Linked DNA regions of Homo sapiens: all the other regions are linked to region 2. The links are chromatin contacts, found by Hi-C or POLR2A ChIA-PET in ENCODE. All regions are on one chromosome and are shown on one strand. The core of a region is the stretch at or near the end of the contact, and the rest is flanking DNA. Distances in the headings are between cores, read along the strand shown.

Region 1 (4,549 bases), core at 1,735-4,234, 3.2 Mb after region 2:
ACTCACAATGGAATTCAGCTTTCAAAAGGAAGGAAGCTCTGACACACGCCACCACACGGATGAAGCTTGAGAACACTGTGCCATGTGAAATAAGGCAGTCACAACAGGCCAAATACTTCATGACTCCACTTACATGAGCTACCTAAAGTAGTCAAATTCATAGAAATAGAAACTAAAGTAGGGCAGGGGAGAGACTGAAAAAAGACGGGTACAGGTTGTTTTGGGAAAAAACCTTTGGAGATATATGGTGGTGATCGTTGCACAACAATGTGAATGTTCTTAATTTCACTAAACTGTACACTTAAAAATGGTTAAAATGGCTAATTTTAATTATGTATATTTTACTACAATTAAAAAACAAAACTTAAGTATATTGAGGCCGGGCGCGATGGCTCATGCATGTAATCTCAGCACTTTGGGAGGCCGAGGCGGGTGGATCACCTGAGGTCAGGAATTCAAGACCAGCCTGACCAACATGGTGAAACCCCATCTCTACTAAAAATACAAAATTTAGCCGGGCATGGTGGCGCATGCCTATAATCCCAGCTACTCGGGAGGCTGAGGCAGGAGAATCACTTGAACCCGGGAGGCAGAAGTTGCCGTGAGCTGAGACTGCACCACTGCACTCCAGCCTGGGCAACAACAGCTGAACTCCATCTCAAAAAAAAAAAAAAAAAAAGCATTACTGAAAGAATAAATGAAGGAAGGAATGAGTGCTACTTTCATTAGCCACTAAATGTTATACCTCATACCTCTAGATTACTCTTTAGAGAAATCCTATCCCCAAATTTCATAGTTGAGGAAATTGGAACTGAGAGCTTAACTGATTTGCCACAATTCATACTGTGTAATATATATGTTAAAATACATAGACTCAGCTGTGCACGGTGGCTCACGCCTGTAATCCCAGCACTTTGGGAGGCTGAGGAGGACGGATCACTTGAGCTCAGGTTCAAGACCAGCCTGGGGAACGTGGTGAGACCTCATCTCCACAAAAAATTAGCCAGGCATGGTGGCACTTGCCTGCAGCCCCAGCTACTTGGGAGGCTAAGGTGGGAGGACTGCTTGAGCCCAGGAGGTCGAGGCTGCAGTGAGCCATGAACGTGCCACTGCACTCCAGCCTAGGAAACAAAGCAAGACCCTGTCTCAAAACAAATAAAAATAAAACACATACACTATACGTATAGCATATACTGTACGGTGCTGCTCAGCATTAATGGTGTACTTTACCCAGCTGGTTGTAAGCTCCATATCTCAGGACCTACACACTACCCACAGGCCCCTTGAATGTTTCGAAAATTCCACAGGCCTTAAGGTCTGTATCACAAAAGATGCAGCTATGTCCCTTTCTCTATTATACCACTAACTTGGCAGGGGTAAAATGGGTGAAACTGAGGAGAACAGCTCCACTCCTCGAGGTGCTCAACCACAGGCTAGGTGATCCAGTACTTACCAAGGGCTTACTATGTGCCAGGAGCTGGAGCAGATAAGGGTTCAAACAATTTGGTCTTTGAAGGAGCTGTGTATACCGCAATAGACAGATAAGGCTCAGAAATAATTACAAGAGCAAAAAGGCAAATGCTTAACAAAGAGATGTGGGTACACACATTTAGGGGAGTATTGAAAGTATCGGTCTAGAAAACGTGGAGATGTGGATACACAAAGAGATGTGAGTACACACATTTAGGGGAGTATTGAAAGTATCGGTCTAGAAAACGTGGAAGGTAGCTTCAGCAGAGATCAGAGCATGTAGAATAGCAGCCTCAGTGTCAAAAGATCACGACCATTCCTGACTTTGCCATCACCTGTGCAAGTGACCTCTGTAAATCGCTCTGTTTCCTCATATATAAACCTACAGCTAGATGAGATGTTTCTCCTACAATCACCCAGCTCTCTAAGTGTATTAGAGATGCCTAGGTTCAAAGTCAGATGCCTAGGTTCAAATCTTAACACTGTTAAAAAGTCGCTTGACCTTGAGCTGGGGAATTAATTGCTCCGTGCCTCAGTCTCCCCACTTCCGAACAGAGGGCTGGTGTGATCATTAAATACTACTGCACTGTCAATCACTTCGCGCAGGGCCTTGGCAAGTAGTAAGCCCTCAATAAACGATAGTTATTATCCGGAGGAGCTGCAGGAGGCAAACACCAGATGCAAGGGTTGTGCCTGCTGCGCTCCCAGGGCCCTCCCAGGCCTGAGCCATCATCCCTGGGGGGATGGGAGCGCAGGGCCGGGGCTGCACACTCTGCACGCATGTGTCACCGGCCAGGCTCCGCACGCGCCTCTCCCCGCCATGGGGAGAGCAGCGATGGCTCAGCAGCCCCGGGGCCCATTCCCACCCTTCCGGTAGGGCACCCCAGGAGGGAAGGGGGCTCCAATTCCACTTACCATGCTGGCCGGGGAGGGGGCGGCTCAGATGAGCTGGTTCTTGGGCTTCGGACACGTCCCGCTCGCACAGTTCAGGTCATGGTCCCGGCAGACTCGGGAAGTCCCCCACCCATGCAAAGACAACCCCTTCCCCACCGGGCCCCGAGGGGACCCTCTAAAAAGGGCAGGGCCGCCCGGGTCGCCTCATCGGGGGACCCCGAGACAATTCATCCAGACCCACCCGCCCCTCCCCAAGGAAACTGAAAAAGCAGGAAATGAGGCTCGGATGCCGGCGAGGAGGGCAGCTGCTCGGGACCCCCGCCCGGGCCCGACCCCCGCGGGGGAGGCTGCGGGCCCAGGCAGGGGCTCCCCGGCCTCCGCGGGCAGAGGTGGCGGCGGCCCCGGCCCCGAGGCTGAACGGGCGGAGGCTGACAGGCCTCGACCGCGCGGCCCAGGCGGCCGGCTCAGGGGAGAGGCCCGGGGGCCCGCGCTGTCCTCGCAGCCTCAACCCACACGGCCACTGCCGCCGCCCCCTAGAGCATCCTTGCGCGCGCCCGCCCTGGAGCCGCCCGCTAGTACCGCGCGGCCGCCCCCGACCAACAGCCCCAACGCGCCGGAAGTGGCGAGCGCCGGGCGGCCCCACAGCGCGGCCGCCGGGCTGCGGCGCTGGAACCGGACCAATCCGGAATCGAGCGGGGCGAGCGGGGGGAGCGGGCGGAGGGCGGAGGGCGGGGCTGCACCTGACGGCTCCCACTGGCCCCGCCTTCTTACCACGCCCTCTCTTGCCCCGCCCCCTGCGCCCACCGCCCGTGCGTCCACGCGGGCCGGCAGCCATCTTGGTAAAGGGAGCCCGGGCTGCCATTTTAGTAAAGGCGTGGTTTCCCTTTCGCTTTTTTCGCCCATTCATTCCGCTAAAATTTTAGTGAGTGCCTTTTACGGGCGGAGCATCGAGCTGGCAGCGTGACGACACGCGGCCCTATGGAGCTTACATTCATGCAGTCCACACACTCTTGCCCGACTATATTCCAGGCCCTGCTGTGGATGCTAGGACAGGGGAGATAAACGTAACTTCGATAGCCAAGGTGCTGAGAGAGGCAGAGAATGTGTTGGATTCCTGTTCCCATCCTCCAATCCACTTTACTCGTGAAAGTGCTCATCTTTATTTTGTTTTATTTTTGGGGACAGGTTCTTGCTCTGTTGCCCAGGCTGGAGTGCGGTAACACAATCATGGCTCACTGCAGCCTCAACCTCCTGGTGCGCCACCATGCCCAGCTAAATTTTTTTATTTTTTGCAGAGGTGAGGCCTCCTTTTGATGCTTGGGCTGGTCTGGAACTCCTGGGCTCAAGCAGCTTTCCTGCCTCAGCCTTCCAAAGTGCTGGGATTACAGGTATGAGTCATCCAGCCAGGCTGAAAGTGCTAATTTTAAGAAACAGTCAGGAAACTATCCCAAACAGCTGAGGTTGAGCCCGCGGGTGTGCCTACTACATAGATTGGAGCAAATCTATGTAACCCAATGGCCCTTGTCAACCTTAAATAACGAGATTGAGAAAATAGTATTTAAGTATAGGGTTTATTCAAGCCCGAAGCTTGAAGATGGCCCACCAGAAGTATAGTCCAATTAGTGGCAGTTACAAATGGGGTTTCCTTGTTTGTTTGTTTGTTTTTAAGACAGGGTCTTGCTCTGTCGCCCAGACTAGAGTGTAGTTTGTTGTTGTTGTTGTTTGAGACGGAGTCTCGCTTTGTCGCCCAGGCTGGAGTGCAATGGTGCAATCTCAGCTCACTGCAACTTCCGCCTCCCGGGTTCAAACGATTATCCTGCCTCAGCCTCTCGAGTAGCTGGGACTACAGGCACCCACCATGATGCCCGGCTATTTTTTTTATTTTTAGTAGAAACGGAGTTTCACCATAGTGGCCAGGCTGGTCTTGAACTCCCGACCTCAGGTGATCCGCCAGCCTCGGCCTCCCAAAGTGCTGGGATTACAGGCGTGAGCCCTCCCGCCTGGCTTCAAGTGGGTTTCTAAGGAAAAAAGAGGCATAACATAAGGTTGAATAGGAATGATGAGAAAGGGGGAAAAAATAACATAAGCTATTGCCTATACATTGTTCTTTGTATCACAAATTTCAGGAACCTGAAGGAAATGGGGGAGGCAGCTAGTCTGGAACAAAATATCTTTAAACAATTGT
Region 2 (4,563 bases), core at 2,062-4,561:
GCAGAAACCATGCCCGTATTCACCTTTGATTCTTTAATACCCTGGATAACAGGACACAGTGTAGGCTCAACAAGTGTCTGTTGAATGCATGAATCAACAAAAGGCAGGTGGACTAAAAGAACCATCCTACTTCTCTTCTTTGGGACACTCACACCATGAGACCACCTCATAAGCCTTGCCCCTGTGAGTTTCAGGCCGTCTTCTCAAATAGACTTACCCACCCATCGTAAACAAACTGCATCATGCGAACTCATTCCTTCCAGGCATTACTAATTCTCTACAAGTCCCTCCCCTGGAACCTTACAGTGAAAGTACTCAAAGGTCTCCCTTCTGAGGAGAATATCTCACTGCAAGACACCACCTAGAATTCCACAAATTGATAAACCAAAACACGATGGGCATGACATTCACATATATAACTTCCTTCTCCACCTAGATCGCAGGGGCGAAAACAAAAAAACCCTTTGCTTTGTAGCCTTCATCTTGACCTAAAAACACCCAGAATCCTGATTCTGGGGCCAACCAACCACCTACTTCCAAGCAGTAACAATTCTAGGCACTCTCCAGCCTCCGTTTATCTTCCTTAGTCCTTTCTGATTACTTAAGCAGAAAACACATACACACACACATCTAGGAAATCAACAGCAAGGAAGCAACAGGTTTCCCAGTTAAAAACAGATGTTCTGACTTTGGGTGCATAATTGCCACACCCTTAATAGTTCTGTAATAGCTTCAGCTTCCACTGGCATCTAGCAATAAAGATTTTTAAAGACAGTCAAAGGTCAGGCCCAGAATTACAGCTCCAGCATGAATCACCATCTACTCTATCCACTTCATGTTTTCCCATACTCGGGCCCACACCACCAAGGCGATCTAGTAAGAACTCAAATACCAGAATTAACAATGTCTACTGCACCCTGGCCATGGGGTAGGAACCACAGCAGACCCTGGGAATCAAAGGAGACACAGCAAGGACTCTCAAGGTATTTATCTGATGGAGAACACACACAAGAGGCAGTCACAGCACAGAAAAGCAAGTGCTACACAGGATTACAAGAACGCCCAGGAGAGGCATCCAATCTATGCTGTAGCATCATAGAAGGCCTTTCAGAGGCAGAGGGACCTTTCCCAGAAGGCTGAAGAATGAGCAAGAGGTGCCTGGAGAAAAGGTGTGGTGGGAGAGGCTTCCAGGAGTTCCAAGTAGATGCTAGCAGGTAAGAAAGCAAGACCTCCTGTGGAAACTGAAGGTAGGCAAGCATGGCCGGAATTTTAAAATGTGAAGGTGCCAGGCAAGGTGGCTCACGCTTGTAGTCCCAGAACTTTGGGAGGCCAAGGCAGGCAGATCAGTTGAGGCCAGGAGTTCGAGACCACCCTAGGCAACATGGCAAATCCCCACTCTACAAAAAATACAAAAATTAGCGGATGTGGTGGTGCCCACCTGTAGTTCCAACCACATAGGTGGCTGAGGCGAGAGGGTCGCTTGAGCCCAGGGAAGTCAAGGCTGCAATGAGACAAGATCGCACCACTGCACCCCAGCTTGGGTGACAAAGGGAGACCCTGTCTCAAAAAAAAAAAAAAGTGTGAAGGGAGAAGCCTCTAAGATGACCCAGGAGTCAAAGAGACCCTAAATAGCTTGGTAGATTTAAGTCTCAGAACTTTGTATAAAAAGAGTGAAAGTCCCTTACCTGTCACGAACAATGTAAAAACAAGCCAAACGACTATTTGACAAATGTATCTTGGCACTTACTAAATACTAGTTCCACAATGCACGTTGCTCAGAACACTAACAAGGGTACGAAACTCACAAGAAATTATCATGTGCTTGTAAACTGTTCCTTGAAACATCAGCCGCCATTACCACACGTCTACCTTCCTCTCAGCATTATTTCTTTAATTTTCCTGCAAATAACAGAAAAGTAGGTTTGTCTGGGCTTTAGGGGCAGCGATTAACCCTGAAAATAAGAGTTAATTCTCACCACAATAATACGGTAGGGAATCGAAAAAATTAAACAAGGAAACTAAGCAAAAAGATGGAGGAAATGAAACAGTAAAAAGCAAATTTAGAAAACTCGAGAGGAAGTAAAAGTATTTTCATACACTCAAAAAAAAGAAGTGTCCCACGTGCTTCAGCCAAACCAAACTCCCCTTAACTGTTAAAAACAGAAAATCAAAAGAAGAGCTGTGAGAAATTCATACTTTCGTATCTCTTTGCTGAATAAACACTAAATCGGTACAGTACAGCCAGCTGCCCTGAAAGACCTTGAAATATTAGCCCCAGATAATACAGCACATGACAGTCACCTCCAGAAACTCTCAAAAACCACAAATCATTTCTTGTTCTGACAACCTGATCTACCAACTCTGGTCTAGCCTGCCATTTAATAATCAATAACGTTTCTTGTTAAGCACTTCAACCGTAGCAAAGGAAGATAAAGAAGCATTTGTTTCCAAACCTAAGGTGAGACTTTTTAAATTGGCGCAAGGCGTCTCCATAATCCTTTTCCGCCAATTCCTAATTTCTAAATGTCAAGAACTGGCAGCAGCAGTCCAGTTCCTAGGAGCCCTGGTTTTGAGACAGCACCACCTCCGAATTCCCTCAAAGGGCGTTCTGAACTCACTGAGCAAATCCGGCTGGCTTTCATGTCCCTCTAGCCATTTCTTGCCGCCATGCACTTACAGGAGAAGGACTCGCAAACAGCGGGAGCACCGGGAAAGCCTGGGACTGCCGCCCCCCACAGCACAGCGCTCGGCACAGCGTTAGGGACAGAAGTCACCGTTGTTGAGCCCAGGGCAGCGATCCCAGCTGGCTCGGCCCCCGGGAAGGGAGGAGAAGGACCGGGTCTACTCCCCGAGGGCGATGCTCCCGGGGCAGGGACAATGGGCAGGGGACCCCGCGGTGTGGCGGAGGAGGCGGCGGCCCTCCCCTGCAGGTCTCGGGAGCCCGGCGGCGCTGAGAGACAGGCGGGCCGCCTGGAGCGCGGCGCTCGGGCCTCAGCGCGGCGCAGCCCCCGGGCCCGTGCCCCGCTGGTCTCGGGCAGGGGCTGCGGCCCAGCTCAGAGCCGCCGGACCGCGGAGGAGCCGTCCCGCCCCCGCGCCCTCCGCCCTCCGCCCCCAGCCCCGGTGCGACCCCCGTGCTGCCCGGCGCACTCGCCTGCCCACGGTCTGGTTAGCCAGCTGCTTCATGCGGTTGAACTGCTTCTTCATGGCGGCGGTGGCGGCGGCGGCCCGCGGGGCTCGGGCCGGGCAGGGCGGGGGACAGCCTGGCAGCTACTACATCGCTTCCCGGCCCAAACGGCGGCGCGGCGGTGGCTCCCCGGGCCGGCGGCCCCGCCCTCGCCTCGTCACTTCCAGTGGCACCGCCCGCCCGCCCTCTAGGTCTGGCCGAGCCGAGCTGAGCCCGAGTAGAGCCGAGTCGAACCGAGCCGAGGCTAACAGTGCCTTACCTGACACGGGCGAAGAGCTAGAAGGCCCCGGGCGAGAAGACCACTAGGCCTCCTCCGCCTGGCCTCCCCGACCCCAACGCTGCCCGGTCACCCTCTCGTTTATTTCAACGTATGAAAAGCTGTTTCTAGCAGGGCGCAGTGGTTCAACGTTGTAATCTCAGCACTTTGGGAGGCCGAGGGGGCAGATCACTTGAGCTCGGGAGTTCGAGAGCAGCCTGGCCAACACGGTGAAATCCTGTCTCTACTAACAATACAAATTTAGCTGGGCGTGGTGGTGGACGCCTGTAATCCCAGCTACTCAGGAGGCTGAAGCAGGAGAACGGCTTTTACCCGAAAGGCAGAGGTTGCAGTGAGCCGAGATGGCGCCACTGCACTCCAGCCTGGGCAACAGAGTGAGAGACCCTGTCTCGAAAAAAAAAAAAAAAAAAAAAATTAAAGTCAATGTGTGTTTTCCTTAACACACGTGCTCACACACTCATGTCTTCCTGGTTTGGTGGCCTTGGCTCCAGGTAAGCCCCTTCTTTGCATTGGATGGGCAGCAATGTGGCTTCTTTCATCAGCCACATCTCAAATGTGCTCCTAAATGTCATAGAAAAAGGAAAGAGCTCCCTAACTATGGGATAAAGGAGACTGATGCCAGTTTGGAATTCTTAATATCAAAGAATGAGGGACTTCAAGATCTTTTTAGTGACCTAGGAGAGACCTAGGAAGCATCAGAGCTTCAGATAGGGCAGCAAACTAAAAGTTATCGACATCAATTACAACAGAAAGAGGTAGAAATGAGCCTTCCTAAAACAAGAAAGCAAGCACTACAGGATCGGTTGCAGGACCGGCAGCCAGCCCTGGAGTCAGCACATTCAGGGAAGGCCGGAGGTTCCCATCCACACTGCATCCCCTCCATTCCATGTGGTACCCATCATGCTTCAGTGTTCCACGACGCTTACATGGGTTTTTATGACATAATTTCATCATAACAAGAAATAAACAGATAGTCCAATGAAGTTCTAAAACTTGAGTCTCCAGTTGGCCATTGGAAATGTATTGCTCAGACTTATAAAATAGGAGGAACAACTAGTTTTGATGAAAATGAAATCTACAAACTACAAACACCAAATATTAA
Region 3 (4,379 bases), core at 790-3,289, 4.1 Mb before region 2:
AATACAAAAATTAGCTGGGCATGGTGGCACATGCCTGTAATCCCAGCTACTTGGGAACCTGAGGCAGGAGAACTGCTTGAAGTGGGACCTGGGAGGCAGAGGTAGCAGTGAGGAAGACTGTGCCACTGCACTCCAGCCTGGGCTACAGAGCGAGACTCTGTCTCAAAAAAAAAAAAAAAAACAACTAACCAATCCAATGATCCAGTGATTCTGGCTCCAGGGATTTTAAGGAAGTGTTTTTAAATGATGGGGGAATGGGGAGAAAAGCAGCTTAATCCTAAAGACATCTTTCACTTATATCTAAATTTCCTCAATTTATTCTTTCAAAAGAAGATCAACTTCCTCCTCACACTCCCTCCAAGGAAAAGAAGAGGACAAAGATGATGACCATCTTAAGGTCTAATGAGTAACAGTCCCCTTATCAAAGGTTTAACATCAGGGGTAGAAGGGTCTGGCCCATGGATTGAGTGATTCACATTCCCAGGGAGCAAGAGGCTCATTCAAAAGAGAAATGTGGAATGCCTGGAAATGGTCAATGGGCTGGATTTAGTGTGAAGACTAACATGGGCTGTCAAGCTGCAGACTGGGTCAAAGGACAGATTTGTAGCAGACGTGTCTGCCTTCCCAGCATCCAGGCTCTTCATCAGGTGATTACCCAATTTTCACCAGCAGATCCTTTTCCCTCGCTCTCGGCCATATGGCTGGGTGGGGTTCATAAAGAACTATGGGACTCAGCCCCACCAAGGCCTCACATGCCCCTGGCTTTAATGACTGGACCCAGGATATGCCCATGACAAGCCAGCCAGACAGAATCTCAACCCTGAAAATACAGGAGGCTGGAGATGCTACCAGAAAGAGCTACCAGAGAAAATAAGAATGCCTAGGGGGTCACTGTGAGGATTAAATGGTCCCTGTTTATCACATGGGGCTCAGCTCAAATGCATGTAGAACCCAAAAATGAAATCACCAAGTGGAAAGCAGTATGAAGAGACAAAGGGAAACTGAATTTTGAAGGCATTATTTACACCCTGAATCCAACTGTTCCTAGAGTCAAGATCAAAGCCTGAACTTCACAGGTGTGAGCCAACAAACTCTCCTTTGCATAAGTTAGATATCAGGTTTTCTATCACAACTGAAAGAGTCCCTACCAAGACACAGCTATGTCACTCAGATCTCTTCTATTCAGAGAGCAAAGAGAGAGAAGATCTAATTGCCAGATGTTCTGATTCATGGTTCAGAACCAACTGACTAGGCCACAATTTCTAGTCGAATATATCATAGGACCCTTAGCTGAACAACAGGACCAATGATCCCAAGTTCATGAAAGCTGTCAAATTCCATTATAACTACGTGGACCAGTAGGATGCTATTTAAAAGATGGTATGACTAACTGGCTACAAGAATCTTTCCAATTGCAATTTTTACACCGTTAGACCTCCTTCAAGTAGATATGCCACAGAATACTTCAGGAGCTTTATTCTATTGTGTACATATTTGCTGTCATCATCTTGTTCCCAAAGAGGAACCCCGTCCCAGCATTCAGACACCATGTGAAAGGCTGAAAGCAAAAATCTCTCAGAAGTCTTTCTCTGTACAATAACATGATCAACCTTCCAGCTGAAACAGGTATTTGATCTAAACCATATCCCATGAAACTGAAAGCCCAAATCTAACCTGAACTTGGCTACCCTCTTGGTTTCAATTCCTATCACTGAGACAATTTCTCTTTGATTTTACATGCCGAAGAGCCTATTAAGAAAGTGTTTAAGTTTCAAAGACTGACAGGAAATGCTCATGTTTGCACATCTTTATTTGAATACGTTCTCTGCAGGTTGAAACTTGAGGCCCCAAGGTTTAGGCTTTGATTTTTTTTTTTAAGTTACTTATTTTCACAAATGCTCATGTAGCATGAGGCCCCAGAGTACATTAACATGTGCAAAGATAAGCAGGTAATTAAAAATGGAGCTCTATACCTGTTGGAAGGCACTGTGGTACTGCAAGCTTTGCAAAGTAAGACATCTGATGATTCGTTCCTGCCCACTTCCCACCCACATGACCTGCCAAAATTGCTGCCACCTAATGGCCACCACAATGCTGTCTATTAAAACCCTGCCCTAGCAGCTATGCCCTATTTTAAGAAACAACATAAAAAATTTATAAAATAAAGCAGCAGCACCATAAGTTCTTTCAGTCATCAATAAGTCTGAAGACTCAAAGACAACTATGGCCCCAGAATAAACTGCGTGCGCTCATGCACACACACACACACACACACACACACACACACACACACACACACAAATGTTGCATCCAACAATAGGGGGTCCATGAAATTACATGCAACTTTTCTGAATTGCGTTCAGTGTCTTGACTGTTCTGCAACCAACATTCAATTCTCTCACTCAAAAACCAGTTGCACAGATATTGCAGCTCCTTCAGCTGCTCCAGTATAGTCATGTGCCTTCCAGGAGGGAAAGTACATGCATTGGATGCAAAATGACTAGGTTTGTACAGCCCAGCTCTACCAACTCTCTAGCTCACACTTAACCATATTCCATCTCAGTCTTCTCAGTTGAAAACGGGAACTAAAACAAATCACTGTGAACTAAATGACTATATGCAGAAGAATAAAACTAGATCCCCTCTCTCACACTATATACAAAAATCAAATCAAAGTGGATTGAAGATTTAAATATAAGACATGAAACTATGAAACTACTAGAAGAAAACACTGGGGAAATGATCTAGGACACTGGTCTGGGCAAAGATTTTTTGTGTAAGACCTTAAAAGCACAGGCAACCAAAGCAAAAAGAGACAAATGGGGTTATATCAAGCTAAAAAGCTTCTACACAGCAAAGTAAACAATCAACAATGTGAAGAGACAATCCACAGAATGGGAAAAAAAATCTGCAAACTATCCATCTGACGAGGGATTAACAGCCAGAATATATAAGGAGCTCAAACAACTTAATAGCAAAATAATAATAATAATAATCTGATTTTTATTTTATTTATTTATTTTTTTTGAGACAGAGTCTCACTCTGTCACCCACGCTGGAGTGCAGTGGCATGATCTCGGCTCACTGCAACCAATCACCTCCGAGGTTCAAGTGATTCTCTTGCCTTAGCCTCTCGAGTAGCTGGGATTACAGGCGCATGCCACCAGGCCCAGCTCATTTTTGTATTTTCAGTAGAGACAGTGTTTCACCATGTTGGCCAGGCTGGTCTCAAACTCCTGACCTCAGGTGATCCGCCTGCCTCAGCCTCCCAAAGTGCTGGGATTACAGGCTCGAGCCACTGTGCCCGACTCTAATCTGATTTTTAAATGGGCAAAAGATCTGAATAGATGTTTCTCAAAAGGAGACATGAAAATAGCCAGCAGGTATACGAAAAAATGCTCAACATCACTAATCATCACAGAAATGTAAATAAAAGCCACAACGAAATATTATCTCACCCCAGTTAAAATGGTTATGAAAAAAAAAAAAAACAGAATAATGAATGGCAAGGATGTGGAAAAATGGGAACCCTCGTATACTGTTGGTGGAAATGTTAATGAGTATAGCCACTATGGAAAACAGTATAAAGGGCCCTCAAAAAACTGAAAATAGAACTACTGTATGATCCAGCAATTGCACTACTAGGTATATGTGCAAAGGAAAGAAAATCAATATACTGGAGAGATCTGCACTCCCATGTTTATTGTAGCATTATTCACAATAGCCAAAATATGGAATCCACCTGAGTGCCCATCCATGGATGAATGGATAAAGAAAATGTGGTACATATACACAATGGAATATTATTCAGCCATAAAAAAGTATGAAACCCTGTCATAGGCAACACGGTTGGAACTAGAGGTCATTACGTTAAGTGAAATAAACCAAGCACAGAAAGACAAATAGCACATGTTCTCACTCATGTGTGAGCTAAAAAAGTGGATCTCAGGAAGAGAGAGACAGTTATCTTCTCTAGGTAGTTACCAGAGGCAGGGAAGGGGAGCGGGAGGGGAGATGAAAAGAAGTGGGTTAGTGGGTACAAACAGAAGTAAGACCTAGCGTTGGAAAAATCAGTAGGGTGACTCCAGTCAACAATAATCTAATGTACATTTCAAAATAGGTGGAAGAGAATAATTTAAATGATCCCGGCATAAAGAAAAGATAAATATTTAAGGTGATATAATATCCCAATTACCCTGATTTGATTTTTACACATAATGTGAATGTATCATATTATCACATGTCTCAAAACTACATATATTATTTATCAATTAACAAAAAAATGGGACTGAGTTCTGCGATGAAAAAAAAAAGGTCACGGTGAAGAATAAATGGCTGCTTCATATGAGATGGGTCTCAGTTCACGTGCTGACATGTGT
Region 4 (4,454 bases), core at 331-2,830, 3.2 Mb after region 2:
TTAAATTAAGCCCCTGGGATACAATGATGAGTAAGACGGTCCCTAACTTCAAAGAACTGAAGGTGGCCTAGCAGTTACATCCTGTAGTCCTGGCGTACATATAAACAGCCTCAGAAGACCAAAGAGAAAACTAACTCTATCTGAAGGAAAGAAAGCTTCAAAGGGGTGATTTGGGTTTTGAAGAGCAAGGAAGTTTACTAGGAGGATAAGAAGGAAAGCATGCCTGATTCAATGTCACTCGCCATAGGAAGCCACTCCAATCTGAACACTCATGGTCTCATAAGCGAGTACCTAGCCCCATCCTGCATTTGCTTCTGAGACTGCAATTTATAGTTTAACCTTCATGAATTTTCCTACACAGATTACAGTACAGATCAGGTCATTTACATCTTGTGTCTTTGTCTTGTAATCAGTACTACAGAATTTTGCCCTTGGTGCTGTTCTCTGGTCATTTCAGAATGGCAAAAGTTTTAAAATGCAGGCTCTAGGGTCAGGTTCCCCAAGTTTGAATCCAAATGTGCAGCTTGACCTTGGCCTAGTTATTTAATGTGTCACTGTTTCTTCTTGTGCACAAGTGGGGACAGTAAAAGTACCTAACATATTGGGTCATTCTGAGAATTAAATAAAATGTAAAATACATAGTAAACACAATGTCAGGCATGAAGTGTGGGCTGAAAGTCACTGTTCATACGTCATAGATATTAGGCTTCTCTACCCAGAACATCAACTGTCTGGAAAGATGCTCTATCTAGTATGTCTGTATTTTCTACAATATCTACCATGGGCTGGTGGCTCAACTATCTTAAAGACCAAATTCAAGACAGTAAAAGGAACAAGAAAACTGTTGGTATCACTTTCAGTTTCTCAAGAATACTGGTAATTCCTCCAAATTGAAGATACATGTGACTCTTTACATTTTCCCCTTTAAGGGTTCTGACCATAAGCAGACTTCTGCTCACACGCAGATTCAATCTGTGTTGAAAAACAGGAGACTGCTAACACTGAGACTGAAGGTGGATAATAAGGTGCTTTTCCCTAAGATGTAGCAGCTAGAAGGTGGTTTCCTCAAACCCTGATTAAATCTGTAATATGTTACCTAATGGCCTCTAAAACAACCCCCTCTAAGCATAACCTTTTTACAAAATTAATCTTGGGGAATAATGACTATTTTTTAAATTTTTTTTAAATAAAGATGGGGTCTTGCTATGTTGCCCAAGCTAGTCTTAAAACCCCCAGGTTCAAGCAATCCTCCCACCTATGCCTCTCAAAGTTCTGGGATTACAGGCATGGGCCAACATGCCCAGCCAAAAATGACTATTTTTTAAAGACACTTCTATTAAGCTTTTTGCCATCCTTTCCCAGAGCCTCATTTTGTATAATCTACTAGGAGGTGAATCATATGGGTCTCCTATATTCAGGTTCATGGGCTCATAGATACCAAACCTCAACAAAATGAGGACTAGTATCCCAGAGTGCCATTCAAATATCCCTGTGGCATATCTAGAACAGTGTCATTACCCTATTTGCTGTATATAAAGGTTTCGAAGAAAAGTGATTCTATCCCTGCTGCCAACGAAGGTTAAAAAGTATGCAAAACATATCCGGTGTGTTACAACACATGCGATTAGCAAAGATATTCAAACTCATGTAAACTTTCTCTGAAAGCTAACAGGATTACCATAGATGTCTAAACTCTCAGATCATCACTCTCACTTCCCTACACCCTTCACCACTGCAAAAAAAAAAAAAAAAAAAAAAAAAAAAGGAGAGAAAAAAATCTTTGACCTGTAGGCCTGCACACAAGTATGAGATGAAATACTAAGCTTAAAATAACATGCATGGGAACCAGGGCGAGTGACATCTACCTATCCCCCTCCTGAAGTCATTCAGCTCAAAAAGCCAGAAAGCTAGAAAAGTGCATCAAGGAAGCCCCAGTCAGGAGAACGACATTCAGAACAATGCTTCCTCCCATCTCTCCCTCCGGTCACTACTGCTCTTTTGCATCCCAGCCCGTAGATATTTTCCTTTTCCTTTTGTTTTCTGGAGGCACAGGTCTTGCTCTGTCGCCCAGGCTGGAGTACAGTGGCACAAACTCTATCTCCCGGGCTCAAGCTATCCTTCTACCTCAGCCTCCCAAGTAGCTGGGACCACAGCTGCACACCACCACATCCAGCTGATTTTTGTATTTTTTGTAGAGCTGGGGTTTCGCCATGTTGCCCAGGCTGGTCTTAAACTCCAGGGCTCAAGCGATCCGCCTGCCTCAGCCTCCAAAAGTGCTGGGATTAGAGGCACGAGCCACCGCGCCCAGCTGACACTTCCTTTAAAAAAAAAAAAAAAAAGCACAGCATATTGAAGTGGAAATCTCACTTTATTCCTCTATTTAAAAAAAAGAAAAAGTGGTGAAGCCCACTGACCCTCCACAGTCTAGCAGTCAGCAGGGCAATCAGGGAAGCCCAGAGACACTGGATGACTCGCTCAAAGACACACAGCCAGTGAGCAGCCAGCCAGAATCTCAGCCCCAGCCACACCCATGTGAGTTCCTTTCCTTAGCCTGACTGTGATAGGACAGCGTAAGGCCAAGCAGAGGGAAGACCGAGGTACAAATATACATTGATGTAATTCATTCTAAACATTGTGTACAAGAGTTGCAGGAGAAAAAAAAATGTCTTCTACTGAAGCAAACAGACAACCACAGCATGTAACAGGACTGCTAAGGCTGGGCAGGCGCGCCCACCCCTCTATTAACACAATCTGGAACAAAGTCATCCCCTCGCATGAGAAAGGCTTCTTGTTTTCTTGTCTGCAGCTTAGATCTAGACATAACTTTGCACAATATCTTCACACAGACATTTAATATTTGATTAAAACATACACTCTGGCTGCATCTAAACATAATTTTAGTCATTAAAAAGCACTTTTCTGCTTTAATCTAAAACTACCATAAAGTTGATCGATGGCAGAACATTCCTCTATTATTTCTTGGGTTTGCACAAAGTGCCCAGTCAGATTGTCTGTCTCTTCCTCTAATTACTGCTGAGGACCAAGAGTTAGAAGCAAGATGACTGCCGGGTGTCTGGGCCAGGAAGTTCAACTGATCCCACTGTGGCAGTGATAACATGGAAGCAGCATATTTTCTCCCCATGGAGACCAGTTAGAGGAAACATCTTTGTATACAGAGGATGGTACGTTTTATGCTGGGAAACCTCATCCACATAGTATTGGAGAATGCATAAAAACAAGACTCATCAATCAGCTACCAATGGAGAGGTGCACCAGTTTCTTTCTTTATTTTTTTTTTTTTTTGAGACTGAGTTTAGCTCTATCGCCCAGCTGGAGTGCAGTGGCACAATCTCAGCTCACTGCAACCTCCACCTCCCAGGTTCAAGCAATTCTCGTGTCTCAGCCTCCCAAGGAGCTCGGATTACAGGTGCCCGCCACCACACCTGGCTAATTTTTTTTGAATTTTTATTAGAGACAAGACTTCATCATGTTGGCCAGGCTGGTCTTGAACTCTTGACCTCAAGCGATACCGCCCACCTCGGCCTCCCAAAGTGCTGGGATTACAGGCCTGAGCCAGCGTGCCCAGCCTGGTTTCAATAATTTTAAACAACAAATCTAAAGACTAAAGAGCATGACAAGTAAATGCTACACCTGACCACAGATTGATCCTGGACTGGAGGGAAAAAATGCTATGAAAGGCATGACTGAGCCAATTGACAAAACTGGAATACAGGTGGTAGTAGGTTAGATCAAAGTACTGAATCAATGTTCTATTAACCGAAGATGGTAACTGTACCATAGTCATGTGGGAGAATGCCCCTATTAAGAAATATATGATATAGGGCAATGGACCATGACAAAGGCAACTTACTCTAAAATTGTTCAGAAAAAAATACATGTGTGTGTGAATGTACATGCATGTACATGCATATATGTCTATATATACATATAAAGAGGGAACGTGCAAATAACGTTAACAGGACAAAATATTAACGGTAGGTGAGTTTGGGTAAAGGGTATGAGAGATCTTTGTATAACTTATTCCTTGAAATCTTTCTATTTGAAATCATTTTGAAATAAACAGTTTTTAAAATACCATCCACTGGCCGGTACCCTCTACCTTGCCCCTGGCTGCTCCCAGCTAGCTAGGCATATGGGAAAGAGAAATGGAGAAAAGGATACAATAGGAAAGAATTATTCTCTCAGGTGCCAGGTTTATTTTCACCACAGTTACACAGCCTAGACATTAAAATGTTTGCATCTACTGGTTGGGCAACAAACCATATCCACTAGGAGCTAAAATACATATATTTTATATACTTATTTATATTCCAGTCAGAAGGCTTAATTAAACAGCCAAAAAAAGTAAATGATAAAAATAGTTATTCTGCAGAAACTGTCTAAAGTAAGTAATACAGCCAAGAGTAGGCTCTGTCTTCACAGTCCCATCTGCT

The links. Hi-C counts contacts between places; a loop is a spot of excess contacts on that map. ChIA-PET counts read pairs that join two places held with the same protein, here RNA polymerase II (POLR2A). Pooled maps may share reads with other maps.
Region 1: a loop to region 2 is called in a pooled map, with 12 times the contacts of the local background. The contact joins the promoter of XPO6 here to the promoter of ARHGAP17 in region 2. A Hi-C loop is called at or near these places in 5 of 50 pooled maps. POLR2A ChIA-PET finds 5 or more read pairs at or near these places in 3 of 52 experiments (CD4-positive, alpha-beta T cell, OCI-LY7 and activated CD8-positive, alpha-beta memory T cell).
Region 3: a map with no recorded cell type shows a loop between it and region 2 (7-fold over the local background). The contact joins the enhancer-like site here to the promoter of ARHGAP17 in region 2. A Hi-C loop is called at or near these places in 3 of 37 single-sample maps with no recorded cell type and 2 of 50 pooled maps.
Region 4: a loop to region 2 is called in a pooled map, with 8 times the contacts of the local background. The contact joins the enhancer-like site here to the promoter of ARHGAP17 in region 2. A Hi-C loop is called at or near these places in 2 of 50 pooled maps. POLR2A ChIA-PET finds 5 or more read pairs at or near these places in 2 of 52 experiments (GM12878 and common myeloid progenitor, CD34-positive).

The regions. Positions count from the first base shown.
Region 1 is chr16:28,208,981-28,213,529 of GRCh38, forward strand. It overlaps XPO6 (exportin 6), which reads right to left and starts at 2,985. Exons shown (of 24, transcript NM_015171.4): 1 at 2,386-2,985. The coding sequence starts at 2,388. RefSeq lists silencers at 1-222, 2,733-3,222 and an enhancer at 2,105-3,103.
Region 2 is chr16:25,012,058-25,016,620 of GRCh38, forward strand. It overlaps ARHGAP17 (Rho GTPase activating protein 17), which reads right to left and starts at 3,312. Exons shown (of 20, transcript NM_001006634.3): 1 at 3,152-3,312. The coding sequence starts at 3,204. It also overlaps the pseudogene LOC100421171. RefSeq lists enhancers at 2,200-2,868, 2,869-3,537 and silencers at 2,851-2,900, 2,961-3,010, 3,071-3,120, 3,201-3,450.
Region 3 is chr16:20,872,957-20,877,335 of GRCh38, forward strand. All of the region lies in intron 1 of DCUN1D3 (defective in cullin neddylation 1 domain containing 3), which reads right to left. Among named protein-coding and RNA genes, the nearest start is that of DCUN1D3, 25 kb to the right of the region's middle. RefSeq lists enhancers at 1,407-1,506, 1,757-1,976 and a silencer at 2,623-2,702. Within about 2 kb of position 2,040, at least 8 of the 41 ENCODE cell types and tissues checked have a DNase peak (open chromatin) inside an H3K27ac peak, as active enhancers do.
Region 4 is chr16:28,186,936-28,191,389 of GRCh38, forward strand. The region is part of intron 1 of XPO6 (exportin 6); the gene reads right to left. Among named protein-coding and RNA genes, the nearest start is that of XPO6, 23 kb to the right of the region's middle. RefSeq lists enhancers at 737-906, 1,991-2,040 and a silencer at 2,433-2,572. Within about 2 kb of position 1,581, at least 11 of the 41 ENCODE cell types and tissues checked have a DNase peak (open chromatin) inside an H3K27ac peak, as active enhancers do; they include GM12878, where a contact is called at or near this core.